Linked DNA regions of Homo sapiens: region 1 is linked to region 2. A link is an interaction called in ENCODE POLR2A ChIA-PET data of the cell type or tissue named here. Cell type or tissue: MCF 10A. All regions are shown on one strand. Each heading gives the region's core, and the rest is flanking DNA. Links, peaks and the distances in the headings are about the cores only. Region 1 overlaps MIR100HG (mir-100-let-7a-2-mir-125b-1 cluster host gene). Region 2 overlaps MIR100HG (mir-100-let-7a-2-mir-125b-1 cluster host gene).

Region 1 (8,342 bases), core at 249-8,248, 74 kb after region 2:
TTGGTAGGAAAGAGTTTTATAAGCACTTAGTAAGTCATCACTGCCATGGGGGAAGAAGGTTGATGATAAAATGTAGACCAAATATTTGCCATTCCTGGCTGACCCCAAACTTTTTCTGTATTGGCAGGTCTTTATCTTTCCCATGACAATGGGAGAAAGCTATTCAGCAGCTTCTCTGTGATCAGTATTTGGATTCCTGAGAAGAATATTTTTATTATTATATCATTTCTGGACATTCTTGCTAATAAAGAAGGAGTTCAGGTTGATTTTTATCTTGCATTAACCAGGTCTGGCACATTTTATTCACATAATCTTTAGGGCACAATCTAAGTTACTAGAGCAAGGTAGAAAAAAAACACAAAATAATTCCCATCCCCTTTTACCCATCACTGGAAGATACAAACCTGCTGATAGCTAAGCCTCTGTTAAAAGCAAAAAATCAAGAAAAAGAGAAAGTCTGGTGCAGCCAGCACCCTCAAATCCATTAATCCTAAGTCTAATTCTCTTTAGAATCTAAGTAAGACAATATATTTTACAACAAAAACCTCTCTCGGGCCAATGCAACATGACAAGACTGGCATGACTATTTCTTCTGGGAAGACTGGGAAACAAACTCTTGGTGATGAGTGAGGGCAAGCAAGGGCGAGAAGAAGCCATTGTAATGAGCTGTGGATGCTTTCCATCTTACCTTATTGACTTTGCCAGGCTCCCTCTCGCTACAAGGTTAGACAGCTATGGCCGAATAGGACATAAAAGTAGCAGACTTGCCCTTTATTTAGGACACTCAGCCACAAACAGAGGCACCAGAAGACCTTAGGCCCTAAGGAAGCTTTATCACTGTGAACGAGGTCTCACTATAAATTCAAAGGATCACTAATGGACTGCTGTTCCTACATGGAGGTGAAGCCTCAGTCTAAGGTCCAAGTAATTCAAATAAAAGTCCCTTTTCAGATACAGATGCCTAAAGGCACCACATTACAGACTCTCTCACTCCTATTGATCTAGATTTCTCTGCTGAACTCATATGGTAGGCCATGAAATCCACCTTCCCCAGAGACAAGGCAGTTGGGTATTGATTCCAACCTGCAGGGAAACCCACTCTATTTCCACATTTCCAAGATGAGGCAGAGGACGCTTTCTTCCCCTTAGCCCTCAGGAGCTACCATAATGGCCCACAGAGATGGAGACTTTCCAGCCATTGAACAGAGGTCATCGGTCCTTTTTATGAGCAAAATAGATAGGGCTCACAGGTCCTCATGAAGTTGGACCATCAACTAGTTCATCCCTCTGTCACCAGCGAGGAAGAAAAATGTGTTCTCCAGTCCCTCCCCACTTTCAGTACATTTGGTAAATGAACAGGAAGGGTCAGGGCCACCAGATGTTTTTCAGTGACCTGTGTGCATGCAGCCAGGGATTAAGATCAAGTTGCTGATGAGTTTTCCTGGTGGACCTGGAGTCCCCAGCAAAAGCAATGACCACAGGAGACAGGAGCCCCTACCTCTGAGGTAGGAATTTTCAAGGAGACTTAGAGGCTTGACCTCCAAAGGGGAAGCCTGGTTGGAGATTACAAATAAAGTACAATAAAAACTCTGTCTGGAACAGGTTTACATAGAATCCCCTGGGTAACAAAAAATTATGAGAAATTCCATCCAGGAGTTGAGCTGAGCATCAGAACCTTCATGTCTGCACATCTGTAAGTCCTATTAGTGCTTATAAGATCGACTTGCCCCTGGATAGATTTGGGAAATGCAGTTACCCTGAAGGGGCCATGACAATATGAGAGCTAACACATGGCTGCCTCAAACCTCTCCTCAGAGCTTCCTTTCGGGGGATATGAGCAAGTAGATTGTGAGCTCCAGGGTACCCCCATCCTAAATTATCACCCCCCCCATCCATGTGCAGAAGCGTAACTGCGTGTCTCCCCAGCAACTGCTTAGTCGATGCCAGTTTGCAGGTAGAGATGCTGGCATTTTACTGCTGAAACCCAGAGCTAGATTTTCTTCTTAGCAGTTCACAGCCCCTCTAGACCCATGGCAGACAAAGGCATCACCAAATCCTCACTAAGCTAACATAAAAGCCCTGAAAACAGAAACCCCTCTCTCTCTAACTGCCTTTCTTATAACATATGGCCAACTGGCCTCACTAACGCTAATACGACGAAATTCCTATTTAAACATCCTAGCGGAGGGCTCTAATATGGCACTGTCTCTACTGTGCATTTTCTTTCTTTTTTTTTTTTTTCTGTTAGATCTCTGCCTTTACTAGATTCCCACTTCCCTGCACACACATACCTCACAAATGGGCTGCGCCAGATGGACTCTTAATCATAGTAATCAGCTGGGAAATTAAATGTTAGAAAATCCAGCTAGTCTCCTGAATTTTCCCACTTGAGATTAGGGCCTGAGCTGTCACCATGTCCTATATGAGACCCAAGCTGCCTTTTAAAGAAGGACCAATGTGACAGATCCAGTATGGGCTTCATGCTTTATGGGTGTTTGTGTTTCTTTCCCGGAAAATGACTGCAGCTCAATTCAGTTTTGTTTCAGTTCTGACGGCTGCTATTAATACCTCCTATTTACAGAACACACACCTCAGAGGAGCTCAAAACATTTACAGAAATTAACCAAGCCTTGCAACATCCTGTCAAGTATGCAGGGGCTAGATCTTACTTTCTTCATTTCAGAAGAAGAAACTGAATTAAGAGGGCAATTTTTTTTTTTTTTTTTTTTTTTTTTTTTTACCATGCCACAAAGACAGGACCTCATTACCCCCTCATTTCTGGTGCTCTGCCAAATGAAGTAGGTGTTGTTGTTTTTTTTCATAGTGTACTCACCAGCTTGTTATGCTAGTATTTTTCAGACACACACAGGCACACATCATGATGTAAAATCCTGATGTGCAAATACGTCTTCTTTCTATAAATCTCCCCACAAGTGTTATCACAGGTTTCCTCTAGTAGGTGATCAGTGAGTATGATTGATTGGTTTGCAATAAACCTAACGTCTTTAGTTTTCTCCATCTTTTCCCAGAAGGCTCCTAGATGCTGCTCAAATGTTGCTTCCTCAAGTGACTCTGAGGTCCCATCAACGGCCAGGTTTTTGATGATTCTGTTGTACCCACCTCATCCAGCTCTCACCTCACTGGAACTATTAAAAGGCATCATAGTAAAAAGAAAGGAACTTTGTAGTCTTTGAGATAGACAGGACTCCATTTGAATCCAAGGTCTGCCATTGGGGGACAAGGTAATGAACTTTTCTCTATTTCCTTATCTATAAAATGATATAATAATATCTACTTCGGAATCCATCAGGATGCTATTTGTAAAAGGTGAAAATGTAAACGATTTACTATTCATCAATATGGGAATCATCAGATACATCACCAGTATTGATGAATATCAATGCTGAGGGATACTCTGTAGCCCTTATAAAGAAATACTAGACATATATAAAGCAAGAACTGACAAAGAAATACTTTTAAGACATATTAAATGTAAAGAACAAGTTGAAGAGAATATATGTGATTATACATATATATATATATATATATATATATATATGAAATATTCCCAAACTATGCGGTTATAATAGTATACAGGCTTACTGAAAGGCAGGGAATGAGATAGGTGAATGAGATAAACTGTATGACGTATGTATAAATAAAGTGCTCAAGAAATGGTAGTTACTTCTGTTACTATTATATGAGTTCCTTGGAGGTGTGACTGTGTTTTAATCTTTTATTTGTAGCTCCTGGCAAACCACAGAGGCTGACTGAGTAAAAGAAAATTACTCAATGAATGACTCAATCAGGAATTAATTGTTGAGTCAGTAAATACGAGCACTAATGTGAATTACAAAGACTCTTATGTATTGTTTGGAATGTTTTCGAATGTAGGGAGGCAACATAGTCCTTTGGGAAGAAACAGGACTAAGAGTCATAAGGCCTTGATTCTTGATTAGTGTTTCTTAAAGTGTGGTCTCAGGACCACCTGCAGCCAAATCACCCAGGAGGCTTATTAATTATTAAAGATTCGTGGGACCCACCCCTGATCTGAATCAGATTCTTTGAAATTGAGATCCTGGGATCTGTGTTGTAAACAATTTTTCTTTTTTTTCAGCTTTTTTGAGGCAAAATTGACATATAGAAATTGTACATATTTAAGGTGTACAACTTAATGTTTTGATATATGTATACATTGTGAAATGTATATATTTTGATTTATGTGTACATTGTGAAATGATCACCACAATGAAGCTAATTAACACATCCATTACTTCACATACTTCTTTCTCTTTCTCTCTCTTTCTTCCTTTCTTTCTCTTTTTTGTGGTGAAAACACTTAAGATTTACCTGCTTAGCAAATGAAAGAAGACACAGAAAAATGGAGACATGAATAGTTTCTTCAATAAATGATATTAGAAAAACTGCATATCCATATGCAGAAGAATGAAATTAGACCCTTGTCTCATATCATATACAAAAATCAACTCAAAACAAGTTAGAGACTTAAAAGTAAGATCTGAACCTGTAAAACTACTCGAAAAAAAAATAGGAAAAACTATCCTGACATTGGTTCTTGGCAATACTACTTTGGATATGACTTCAAAGACACAAGCAATAAAAGCAGAAATAGACAAGTAGGATCATATCAAATAAAAAGCTTCTGCACAGCAAAGGAAACAATCAACAGAGTGAAAAGGTAACCTACTGAATGGGAGAAAATATTTGTCCGTCATATTTCTGATGAGGCGTTAATCTCAGTCTATTTACAGATAAAAGTTTGAGAATTGCCGGTTTAGATCATGTTCTGACTTCCTGTTTGACTTTGGGCAAATCACTAACCTTTCCAGAATATAGTTTCTTCTCTACAATGTAGTGGATGGATCTTAAATGCACCTTGAAGTTGTAAAATTCTACACCCATGACTAATCCAATTCCCTGACTTTAGGTAGGTCTGTATATAAGCCATATAAAATGAACTATTCAAACCTGGTTTGAGCTGTCTTTGGTCCTTGGGCTATCATTTGGACACCTTTCAAATTCAGAAGCTGCTTCCTATTCACCCATGCTCCTTATAGTCTTTAATTATTAAAACCAACTAGTAAGGACATTATCTGAGCATTGGTTCTAAATGATTAAAACATACCATTTTAATTTCTAATACATTTGTATCATAATTATAATAAATATATTAACATAATAACTATAACAAATAATATAACAAATATATTCTCTCTCACACACACACAACACAACACACACACATAAGAAAGGTAGAATAATATAAAGGCTTTGGAACAGATATGAAAAACAATGTTAGGGAAAGATTACTGAAAAATGCCAATAAAATATCTCTCTTTGGCCTTGGGTATTTATGAAATAAGAAGAATGTGTCCAGCCATTTTTATGAAAATTAAAAGCCAAGAACACAGATGGCTGAGTTGAAGGGAGCTGTATAGCATATTTTAAGTGTAGAGGACAAAAAATGGCAAGTGATAGTAACACCCAATAAACCCCAAAGGTTTTAGAAGGCAAAATCCAAAACCAAATTAACTTTTCCTTTTGTCTTCAGATACAGAAGCGTTTCTTAGAGTCACCAAGAAAAGGCTCTACGTCTTAATAAGAATGTTCTGAAAGAGATTTCTACCTAAGAAAGGACTTTGGAGTCAATAAATCTGGATTTCAGTCCTCTCTACCTTATTTATTAGGGGTATGGTGTTGGATGCCTTCCTTAGCCACTTAGAGCCCCAATTTTCTTATCTGTAAAATTGGAATAACGATGAGATATATTTCACAAGGCTATTGGAACAATGCAAAGAAATAGCATGTGACAGTGCCTAGCCTTGTGCCCAAGATGGATTGAGATTTCAGTCAATATTGAAAAGAAAACACACTTCATTTAGCCATGGCATAGAAGGTAATTGCCCCTTGAGCCCTGCCTTGCCTTTGCCGGTGAGCCTGACAAAATAAAGTGGTGATTTAGGACTATTTAAAGGGCCATGCCCTTGAAAATCTCAAATTGTTTTAATTCTAGAGTTTCTATGTTATTCAACTGTGCTCCATATTCTTTTAGAAATTAAAAGCAAATCACAAACCTTATTATAAGTCCTTTTATCAAAAGCTGGAGTCTAAAGACTCAGAGACACATTGAAATGTATCTTATAAGGGAAGGCCAAAATTATTGATGCTAACACAGGGTAGTGATTTTGGGCTAATGAATTACTAGGGTCTAGAACCCTGTCTAACACACAGCAAGTACCAAATATGCACTAAATGAACACAAGATTGGATGCTTCTAGCTATTTTAAAAGTGGGAACAGACTTTAAAAAAAAGGTTAATAGAGTATGGATAGTAGAGACGGTGGGGCTAAACTCTAAAATTCACTGGAAATCTTAGGTCACGGTTAAACAAGACATCTGGAAATAAGCTAGTCTACCAATAACCTAGATTGCTGATGCTATTTAAACATTTGTCATAATTCTAGTAAACTCACCGCTATGGTTTGAATGTGTCCTCTCCAAAATTCAGGTGTTGCCAATATGGTAGTATTAAGAGGTAGGGCCTTTAAGAGGTGGTTAGACCATGAAGGGTCCTCTCTCATGAATGGGGTTAAGGCCCTTATAAAAGAGACTTCACGCATCATTCTGCCATGTGGGGACACAGAGGAGGCTGTACCCCTCTGGAGGATGTAGCCTTCACCAGACAACAGAACCCACCAGCACCTTGATCTTGGACCTCCCAGCCTCCAGAAATAGGAAAAATAAATTTCAATTTTTTACAAACTACCCAGTCTGTGGTATTCTGTCATAGCAGCACAAAGAGGCTAAGACACTCAGGTTCTGTCACCTCAACAATACCAAGCTTTTCCTTGAAAAAGTTTCTAAGGGAGAGAGTTAAAATTCCTTAAGTGACAGCCACCATCTTCAGAATTCTTTGGGCCTAAAAAATAGAGTACTAAGAGCCTTTAGATGTGGTTTCCGACTTTCTTACTGTCCCTCTCCTTCCATATTACTCTCTCACTCTCATGTCTCCCACTCATACTCACTCTCATTTTCACCTCTGAGTTAGACATCTTGGCCTGCACCTTCCTTAGACGCAGTCTCACACATTTCTTGTTCACTGCCATGTGCCCATCCCTGGCATACTTTCGGGCATACAGAAGTACACAAAAAATAGTTGTTAAATAAATTACATATTAGCTGAACAAGTCAGGGAGATTTCACATCAGGTAGAAAATCTCATTGTTTTATCTCTAAAAGTATCCCAAGTCATTTGTACTATACTCCACTGTTTCTTTTTGCTAGGCATATATTATGCATTTCATGTACTTATTTGTTCACTAGCCTATGGACTGTGAGAGCCTCATGAATGAGGAAAATATCTTCCTCCTCTGCATCCTCCCACAAAGAGCCACTTCAAGGCTCCACCCACAGTGGTTTGTGATTCACCAAGCATGGCTGACTGACTCAGAACCAACATGATACTTGCAGCCCACTCTGGACCTTCCATGGGAGAAGGGACCACATCTCACTCATCCTGGCACTTAGTCCAGTGCCTGACACACTAAAGACACCCAGTAAATATTGACTGAGGAAGAGAGAGAAGCAGTATGAGTGAATAATACTAAAAAAATCCAAATGTTTCAGCAAAGCCAAACATGAAGCAAAATAAACTAGTGTGCTTCTTCCATTCATTGTATCCTGCATTCATTCAACAAGTATCTACTGAATGACTAGTTTGTGCCAACCATTGTGCTTGGCACCAGTGACTTGCAGATGAATTATATATGAGTGAGAAAACAGGTCTGCATGGAATTTCCACTCTAGCGAGGAAGGTGGATGATACACAAATAATTGCATGTGTGCTAGCATTGTCCATGGGCAATGAGAAAGTACATCTCAGCCAGGTGCGGTGCCTCAAGGCTGTAATCTCAGCCCTTTGGGAGGCTGAACAGGTGGATCATGAGGTCAGCAGATCGAGACCATCCTGGCCAACATGGTGAAACCCCATCTCTACTAAAATATAAAAAATTAGCTGTGCGTGGGGGCCTACGCCTGTAGTCCCAGCTACTTGGGAGGCTGAGGCAGGGGAATCGCTTGAACCAGAAAGGTAGAGGTTGCAGTGAGCTGAGATAGTGCCATTGCACTCCAGCCTGGCAAAGAACAAGATCCCGTCTCAAATAAAAAAAAAAGAAAAGAGAAAGTACTTCTCTTGTAGAAGTGTTGAGGAAGCACAAAGGAGGCAGGTGAGCAGGGAGAGATGAGGAAAGGAGGAAAGAGGAGACTAAAAATTCTTCAACAAAATTCATCTGCCTCTGCAACAAGGAACTTCTTTTTTTTAT
Region 2 (8,342 bases), core at 189-8,188:
TGAAGTGCATACTTAATTTAGGAAGGGCAGACCAGTGCAAAAGCTACTGATAGTGAACTGGAGGGCCCGGTTTCCATCCCTTACTCTGCCACACTCCAAAGTTCGATCTTCTGTAAGTCACTCTAAATTTATGGCCTTTAGATTTATTGCCTCTATTAAAAAGGGCATTGCAACAAGTGACTTAAACCTCCCCCTTTTTTATTCTCAAGGATTTGGGATTTTACATAGACAAAAGTGAACAATCTCATCAAAGTCTTGCAAAAAAAAAAAAAAAAAACAAGTCTGAAATGCTGATAAACTTCATTCCCCATTTTTTTTCCCAATTTCTATCATGAAAATACATTCTATCACTCCAGCGTAATTTTAATCAGAAGACTGAAAAGTTTTAGGTGATTATTAAATGAAATAGCTAATTGTTTGCCATGGAAAAATATCAAGGAATATAAAAAGGGGTAATAATTGTGACATTGACTACAATATTGCAACTTGGCACTATAGATCATGAGCTTTGCAACTGCAATACTGAATGTGAGCCCTGTATATGGCACTTCGGCAAGTTACTTAAACCTCAGTTTTCTTGCCTGTAAAATGGGGATAATAATACCTATTTTGCAAGGCTGTTGAAAGGCTTAAGTGAGTTAATATGTAAAATGCTTAACAGAACTCAATAAATACCAATTATTATTAGGTTAATGGAAAAATCATAGTTCTCCATATTGTCACCAATCACCCTTACTTACTTTAAAGGAAGGGAAATATGATAATAATTCTAAGTAATACCTGGGGTGAGAGACAGGAGGTGACTGTGCAGTCTTTTCCAGATATGTATAGAGAGCTGCTGAATGTCTGGGTTTAAGTCAACAAGATGTGTGTATTCATTTCCTCCTCCAATTACAACCACCTAAAGAACTCCATTTTCTCCTTCCTTTCCATTTATCTAAATCTTCCACATCACTCAAGGTTCATCTCATATTTTCCTGTTTTATAACTTTCTTCCCTAAGTAAGTCAGTTTTGCCAACTTGATGGCAAACTCCCCTGAACTCATCTTTTGCTTGGTTTTGTTTTTGATCTTATCCTCTACTGACTCTATCTGTTACTTATCTTTGCAAACATTTCTATAACTTTTTCTAACTAGATTTAAACTCTTTAGAAGCAGTGATTTTATCTGATAGAATCTAGCTTTCTTGATTAAAAAAAAATGATCGATTGGTTAGTGTCAAGTGGACCAATGTGGTACTATGATTATTTTACCCTTTGAATAGCCTCTGACTACTTTATTTTAAAAGTACTTTTATTCTGTAGGTCACTCTCAAGATCCAACCCTATGTGTGGCTAAAAATCATTCTCCTTGTAGGATTCATTTTGTTTCTTAAAATATTAACACATTTGTGCAATTTGGGATTTTGAAACAAGTGCATTAATAAGCATATCCATACTAGGAAAAAAATGAATGTCACATGAATTTAAGTACAAACAGAGGAATACACATGAGGAAGGGAAAGTTCTTGGCTCATGAAAATCTAGATGTCATTATTGAGTTTTTCTGTTTCTTGAAAAGATTGTCTCTTGTTCTGAGAGTTCTAGTGGCAGAAGCTGCACAATTTGGGGGTGTTTCTTAGCAGAGGAGGTGTCTTCAGGTGATCACTTTCTTTGTTTCAACTTCATAGTTGGCTTGAGAGTCCATCAATATAGCAGTCTCTTCAGTCTTTGTCCTTGCACTGGGGAGACATTCCTGAGGAGGGGTACTATAGGACCAGCTGAAAGGAACATCAACACAACTAAAAAAATAACAGAACATGTCACAGAAAGTTATCACATTGACTCTTTAATAATAATAAATAAATGTAATGATACTTTGGGGACCATGCTAAGTCTCACTAGAGATGAAATGCTGCATCACTAGAAAAATGCTGTTGTTTTACATTGTTCCCCTTGCTAAAGAATCAGTCAGCAATGGCATTGCCTGAGTGTGTGTGAGACACCACTCTAATGGCTCTGGGAGAAAATGCTGTGTAAGAAAAGCTTCAGGTTTATCCAACAGGGAACTTACTAAAATGGGACACATAGGGAAAGAACAAAAGAACACATGACATTGAGGACAGATTCAAATAAATCCAAGGAGTGAAAACAAAGTAAGATAGCTGTGGGTACATAACTGCTTAGGAATGCAGGGCTGAATGAAGTCACTAGAATTGTTAGGTGTTGTCAATTCCTTGTATTTGTCTTTGTATTCCCAGCGCATGGCACAGAACATGGTATGGAAAGAAAAAAAGAAAAAAAAAAGAAAGAGGGAAAGACGGAAAGATGGAAGGAAGGAATGAAGGAAGGAAGAAGGAAAAAGAAGAACGAAAAAGAAAGGAAGGAAAGAAAGAGAGAAAGAAAGAAAAGAAAGAAAAAGAGAGAGGAAGGGGGAAAGGAGAAAAACCGAGAAGGATGGAGGGAAGGAGAGAAATAAAGAAGAAGGTTTTCAAAGTGTAGAAGAGGTGGGGGGACAGATTATGCAGAAAGGAAAAGCATATCCTGGAGCATATTCAATGACTTAGAAGCCAGAGAAAGCAGGCTCACTTAATTCAAGAAGAGATTACACATTCTGAGTGGTTTTAGAAAATGGGGTAGGGCAATTTCCAGGTGGCTTTGAACACGTTAAGATTTAATTTGGGAAGTATGATGTGTTACTGTAACTATTGTAGGCTTCTGAGAGGAATATTAAGATGACTCAAATGAATCAAGTGGAAGGAAAAACGTGAAACTCAAAGGAGTTAATCCAATGGAAAAAAACGAACCATACTGCAAGAAATTAAATGAAGGCAGGCCTAAAGAATATAGTCTTAAAATAGAAAGGCAGGTGCTTGTCGGGGTTTCTTCTATGTTAATGTTAATTGAGAGAAATGGGCTTAGAACTCAGATCAAGAATTTGCTTCTCCCACTGTGTAGCTTTTTTCATTCTTCAGCTGTTCTTCTTTTCTGCTACTGCCCCTTCCTGAAAGTGAACTCCAGTCCTTACTGTTTTAGCATCAACGCAAAATATGTTAGTAAATACAGAACGTGGAGGTGGAATCAAATATAACTTTGAAGGACGACTGTTGGAACAAATGAGCTCCAGATCCACCGGTTCTGGAGTTGTTCCTATGCCTCCATACTTTAGAATACCTTCAAAAATTCTTAAAGCTGTAAAAGAATTTAGAGCCCAACTAATCCAACCCATGCATTTTAAAGATAAGGGTATTTGAGAAGAGTTGTTATTAATGTTTCTCTTTTTTTATAAAAGTTGTTATGAATAAAATATACTTCTCAGGTAGATGTTTCTTTAACTGAAGACCTTATCATCAGCCTCTTCATCATGCTTACACAATGAAGATGTCTAATAAGTCAGGCACACCAAAAGGGGTACACTATGACACATCACTGCTTTCTGCCCTAAACACTTTTGATACACCGAGGATGCTGGCTCCCTAGATGGCAGGTATAATATGTTTTTTAATCTGTAAAGTAACTAAGTGTTAAACGTTAATAGGTATTTTTCTGATTAAGCATGCAATAACTGATCTTGGATGAGTAATTAAATATACATCTTAAAGATTTTAGAATTTATTATTTTGTGAACATTGACAGGGATGATGGGGTGCTAAGCTTTTGATACTCATTTGTAAAACTCATTTTTTAATAAATTAAAATATTATGTATTAAGGAATAACATTTTGCACAATTTTTTATGGCTCATTTGGATATCTAATGATGGCAAATCCTTGAATACATGAGCAGGTGAAAAGTAAACCTTGTATTGCTTTGGTATTAGGTAGCTATACATCACGCAAAATGTCTCTTTCTAATAGGGACTCCATCATTAAAACAAATTTTGAGAAACAGATAGTATAAATATGTGAATGACCATATTCTAGGTGTCTACTATGAGTCAACTGTTCTACAAATCAGCTTTCTTTGGGCTCTATGCCTACTCAATTGCAATGAGTCATATCTTGTATCTCAATATAAGCCTCCCTTGGAATCCTTTTTGTCTCCCAAACACATAAGCATAAATCGAGACCCTTGTATTGCCTTGCCCGGGGTCCTTCTGTGACCTGATGGTAATGATTCTCCAAATTTGCATCAAGAGCCTCTTCACCTACTGAGCCAACTACCAGGCTGACCAGCCAACTCGCTGTTGCTCTGACTGGGCTATTCCTTAATAGGTAGATCTTCAGGGATCAGTTCCCTGGAAGGAGGCTCTCCAGTGGGGCCATCAGTAGACCTTGGACATCATGTCAAGACGTTAAAAGGGAAGTTGATGTTAGTGCACAAATAACCTAAGGCAGAGTTTCAGTATTCAACATGTGCCATGCAAAACAGTGAAAAACAATAAAAGAAATTGCTGATTATTGTTATTGTTTTGATTACTTTGGTTAAATTAAAATTATTATCTCTGCCTAAGGTCATTTCCCTGGCATTCTATTTTGTTATTCCAACAAAGGAACTAATATTCTCAATTACTTCAAGTTGTCTAAAGTCAGAAAAAGACTAAATCAATCAAGAGTAGCAAATATTTTACAAATTAAGCAAGTGTCCACAATGATAACCCTTTCAGAGATAATTAATTTCCAACATCTAGGTCGCACATATTTATTCTTGCATAAGAACACAGATCGTAGAGTCCTCGTATCCCTATATTAATTAACAAAGAATTTTTTTAAAATAAGCTTATTTTAAAAAGATTCTACTCAGGAACCATTTCAATGATGAGAAATGCACAAGAAAAGAAAAAAACTCAAGTAGGCAACATGTAAAGCAACAGACAACTATATGCACATTAGTATAATTACACATTGCAAATTATATCGGATGTATCTAATATCTAATTTTTTGAAAGCTGATTCCACTTGAGACTTCAATAACAGCATCAACATTTTGCAGGTGGCTCCTTCTGTATAGTATCCAAAGGGAATTATTCCTCTAATGTGCTTACAACCCTCAAGTAAAAGCTAAAGCTCTCTCTTAAAGGACCAATGAACAATGAACACTAGGAATATTACCTTGATAAAGGAAGGGGGGAGGGTTTCACCATACATAATATTCAGCACGGTTATTTATTCTCTTCCTTCTGTGCCCATGATATTTATTTGCTTCAAGCAATAAGAAACAAACTTAAACAGGAGACTCATTAGAAAATGTGAACGAGGCTACATCTATATTTTGAGGCAGCGATATAAGAAGCTAAGGGTTGATAATTTCTTAGATCACTCGATAATAGAGAAATGTTCAACAGAATGGCAGGTTATATCTTTGACTGAAAACAGAAAGCCCTACATTAAATTCAGCACTTCTAAAACATAGGATTAATTTGTCCTAAAGAGGACACCAGATCAAAGCTCTGCTTTGAGAAACAGGCTTTTGTCCTCATCTTTCTATATGAGTTAATCAATCATCAAATAACCAAAATAAATTTGTGATCTTGGAGAACGAAGCATATTATTCAAGGTGATTGGATCCATTTTCTTGATTCCTCCTTCAAGATCTTTCGGCTAATTAGTCAGGGTTACTATAGAATTATTTAATTATCTGCACTTTTGTGCAATAAAATATGTTGTCATATCACATACTTTATCATGCTGTTGCAGTTCACACTTAATGATGCCTCTATAGTTAGCTGTTTCCTTTGTTCTGCTCAGTAAGTGGTTTTAGAAAGAGGGTGGGCCGGGAAGGTGGAGCCCTGGGGTTTGTAAAATAAAATCATATATTCCTGGTCTACATGCCAAACTTTATGCATTTAAATGAATTTCTTCTTAGAAATTAAGTGGCAATTCCATTCGTAATAAGCTAAGAGGCACAGGTCGGTGACTTGGAATGCAACCGCAACAGTGTTACTATACCTTGAACATCTCTCTAGTGCATTTCCACTGCAGTGCAATGGTAAAACGACGATTTAATTTTTTTTTTTTTTTTCTAATCAGCAAGGAATGTCTTTAACAAGGAAGAAGTAAATTATGATAATTACTCTGAATGGTCGGATCCTTGAGCATTACTAATTAGCATTTATTGCCTGGATTATAGAACAATACATGTGAAACCGAACTGCGATTGCTCTTTTACGTTGAAGACTTGAAAAGGCAATGGAGCAAAAAGCCAGCATCATCGGTAGTGTAGTCAGTAGTTTACATCTCCTTGATAGGACGCAGAACCCCTCACTTTGGAAACACGCAAATATGGTCCTCAGTATTTATGGCCCATTCATTTTTTTTTTGTTAGTCACATATTTACATAAGATATCATAGTCATGGTAGACTAATGAGAGGAGAAGCATTTTGGTTATGTCATTTCGGGATAATTTTATCAGTTGTGAGAGTTTAACAATAAAGAACATAAAACTTGCTGTTTCATAAAAATATGAAATTTTCCTGGAGAAATTTTGACTTAATAAAGGAACAAAGAACTCAGTTTGTAGTGAATAAAATTTTACATTCACTTCCCCACTTTCTCATAGAAGATCTACAGTTGGGGATAACCGATAAGAGGCAATTGGTTTCTGGCTTAAGAGCCTTTTTCATTAGGAATTTTCGGTAAATTAAAGTCTGAAATTAGAAAAACATTAGACATTAATCAACAGACCAACACCAGTCACGTAAATAAATGGCATTCGTATAATTTGGCAGCTGAAATTCTTAAATAATCTGGCAGGTACAAGGAGAGAAAGAGGAAAAATGAACCGTTCATCATTCTCACTGCGGTCTCACCGTTTCCCTCCACACCCCATTACAGCGAATGAAGAGAAAGAACATCGTAAAATATAAAGCCGGTACTAAATACAGTCACTAGTCTTCCAATACCTTCCATGGATTCCCCACCCTGATCCTTTCTAGTTTGAAAGAATAACTTTGACTAAATCTGTGAGGAGATAAAACAGGCTGGTGATAAAAATTAATTCTGCTGAATGAGCAAATGCATTTGGATTGCAGAGATGCAAATAAGATAATACTTTTCTTTTCCTTTGACATACCAAGAGGATTACTTTAGAATGTTAAATTTGATTTTATTAGAATATATTAGCAGTGTTTTAATTAATACCAATCAAACATTTTCTTTCCCTGAGGCTTGATGTGTTCCTCGCTTTCTAAATCATCTGTCTTTTTTTCATCAAAAAGCCCCTCTACCAAATTACCAAAGCCTTTGTTACATTCTTTATAATTTTACTGTATTCAATGGAAAATTATGAGCTCTTTACCTAAAGGTGTCTTGCCTATAGTAATATATTCCCAGGTTCTAGATTTAAAATGAATACTGTTCATTAGTACACATATTTTTTAAAGGTAGAATTAGAGACTTGAAAAGAAATATCTTCTGTATTTTTCTTTTGGGGAAAAATGTTGCAAAAGGAATTTTGGCTGGTTCATATTATTTGGCTTTTATTCTCACTAGAGCTTCCTAGAGCTGTTAAATTCCAACTGCCTTGGTTTTGAGCTGGCATTTCTTTGGAAACAGAGGCAAAAAAGGAATTTTTAAAAAGGAGGTGGGGAGAGAAACTAGTTAAAAATACGGTGAGCCAGTGTGCCCTGTGAACTGAATTGTAACTGTGTGTTCCAAGGAGGTGCTGCATTGCATTTCACTCATTATCCTCTCCTTTTCTCTCAAGCTTCCTGTCCTTCTGTGTCCGAAAGCTCCAGTTCACTTCTTTCTCTTTTCTTCCCGCAACGCACCCCCGCCCCAGTTCCCCGCCTTATTTTTTTTTTTTTAATCTGCCAAGCTGGATTTGCACTTTTAAAGATCAGTATCAATAATGCCCTGCTTGTTTCGGTTGCACTCTCCCTTTAAAAGACAGCCCCCTCTAATTGATGCGTCTGGGCTAGTCTAGACTGGTAGTGATTGAACCAACCACCAATTATGTTATTCATTTCACTGAACTTCACTGATGGGCTCGGTGAGGAAGAAGGGGTGTTGAGAAACCTGCCCTTGACTGAAGCAGTTGCCTGCTGAAATATAAAATCTTGTGTCGTTATGCACTTTTAAATGCCTGGGTGATCAGTTGTATGATAGCAACCTCGGAACATGAGCAATCCACTTGAAAACATGTAAAAACCTGAGAGTGCCTTGAAATACAAATTAAAACACTTGTATTAAATTACTACCCTGTTATCACTGAAAATCACGGAAGAATTTTACCTGGCATGTTTTTATTGATCCATGTATACATTTTCATAGAGTAAACTGCAGATATATTTTAACTTCAAAAAGCACCAACTGTTTTACAAATGTTGGATATGAATAATGTGGTAATATAGATTCGTAAGTTAAATAGATGCCTTGCTATAATTTCCAAATACCTATGCATACACATCAGCTAAGGTAGGGGAAG

Evidence for each region. Peaks named below come from ENCODE experiments on the same cell type or tissue, not always from the same donor. Only the 100,000 strongest peaks of a DNase experiment are listed, where the experiment ranks them.
Region 1: POLR2A ChIA-PET joins it to region 2 with 22 read pairs; 8 of 35 experiments call an interaction of 5 or more read pairs at or near these places.

The regions. Positions count from the first base shown.
Region 1 is chr11:122,163,490-122,171,831 of GRCh38, forward strand. All of the region lies in intron 3 of MIR100HG (mir-100-let-7a-2-mir-125b-1 cluster host gene), which reads right to left. Among named protein-coding and RNA genes, the nearest start is that of MIR100, 15 kb to the left of the region's middle. In MCF 10A, for the core only: no CTCF peak of the experiment used is centred there; DNase peaks (open chromatin) are centred at 3,812 and 7,442.
Region 2 is chr11:122,089,962-122,098,303 of GRCh38, forward strand. MIR100HG (mir-100-let-7a-2-mir-125b-1 cluster host gene) reads right to left here. Exons shown (of 5, transcript NR_137179.1): 5 at 1-1,779. Among named protein-coding and RNA genes, the nearest start is that of MIR125B1, 5.7 kb to the right of the region's middle. In MCF 10A, for the core only: no CTCF peak of the experiment used is centred there; DNase peaks (open chromatin) are centred at 3,960 and 7,880.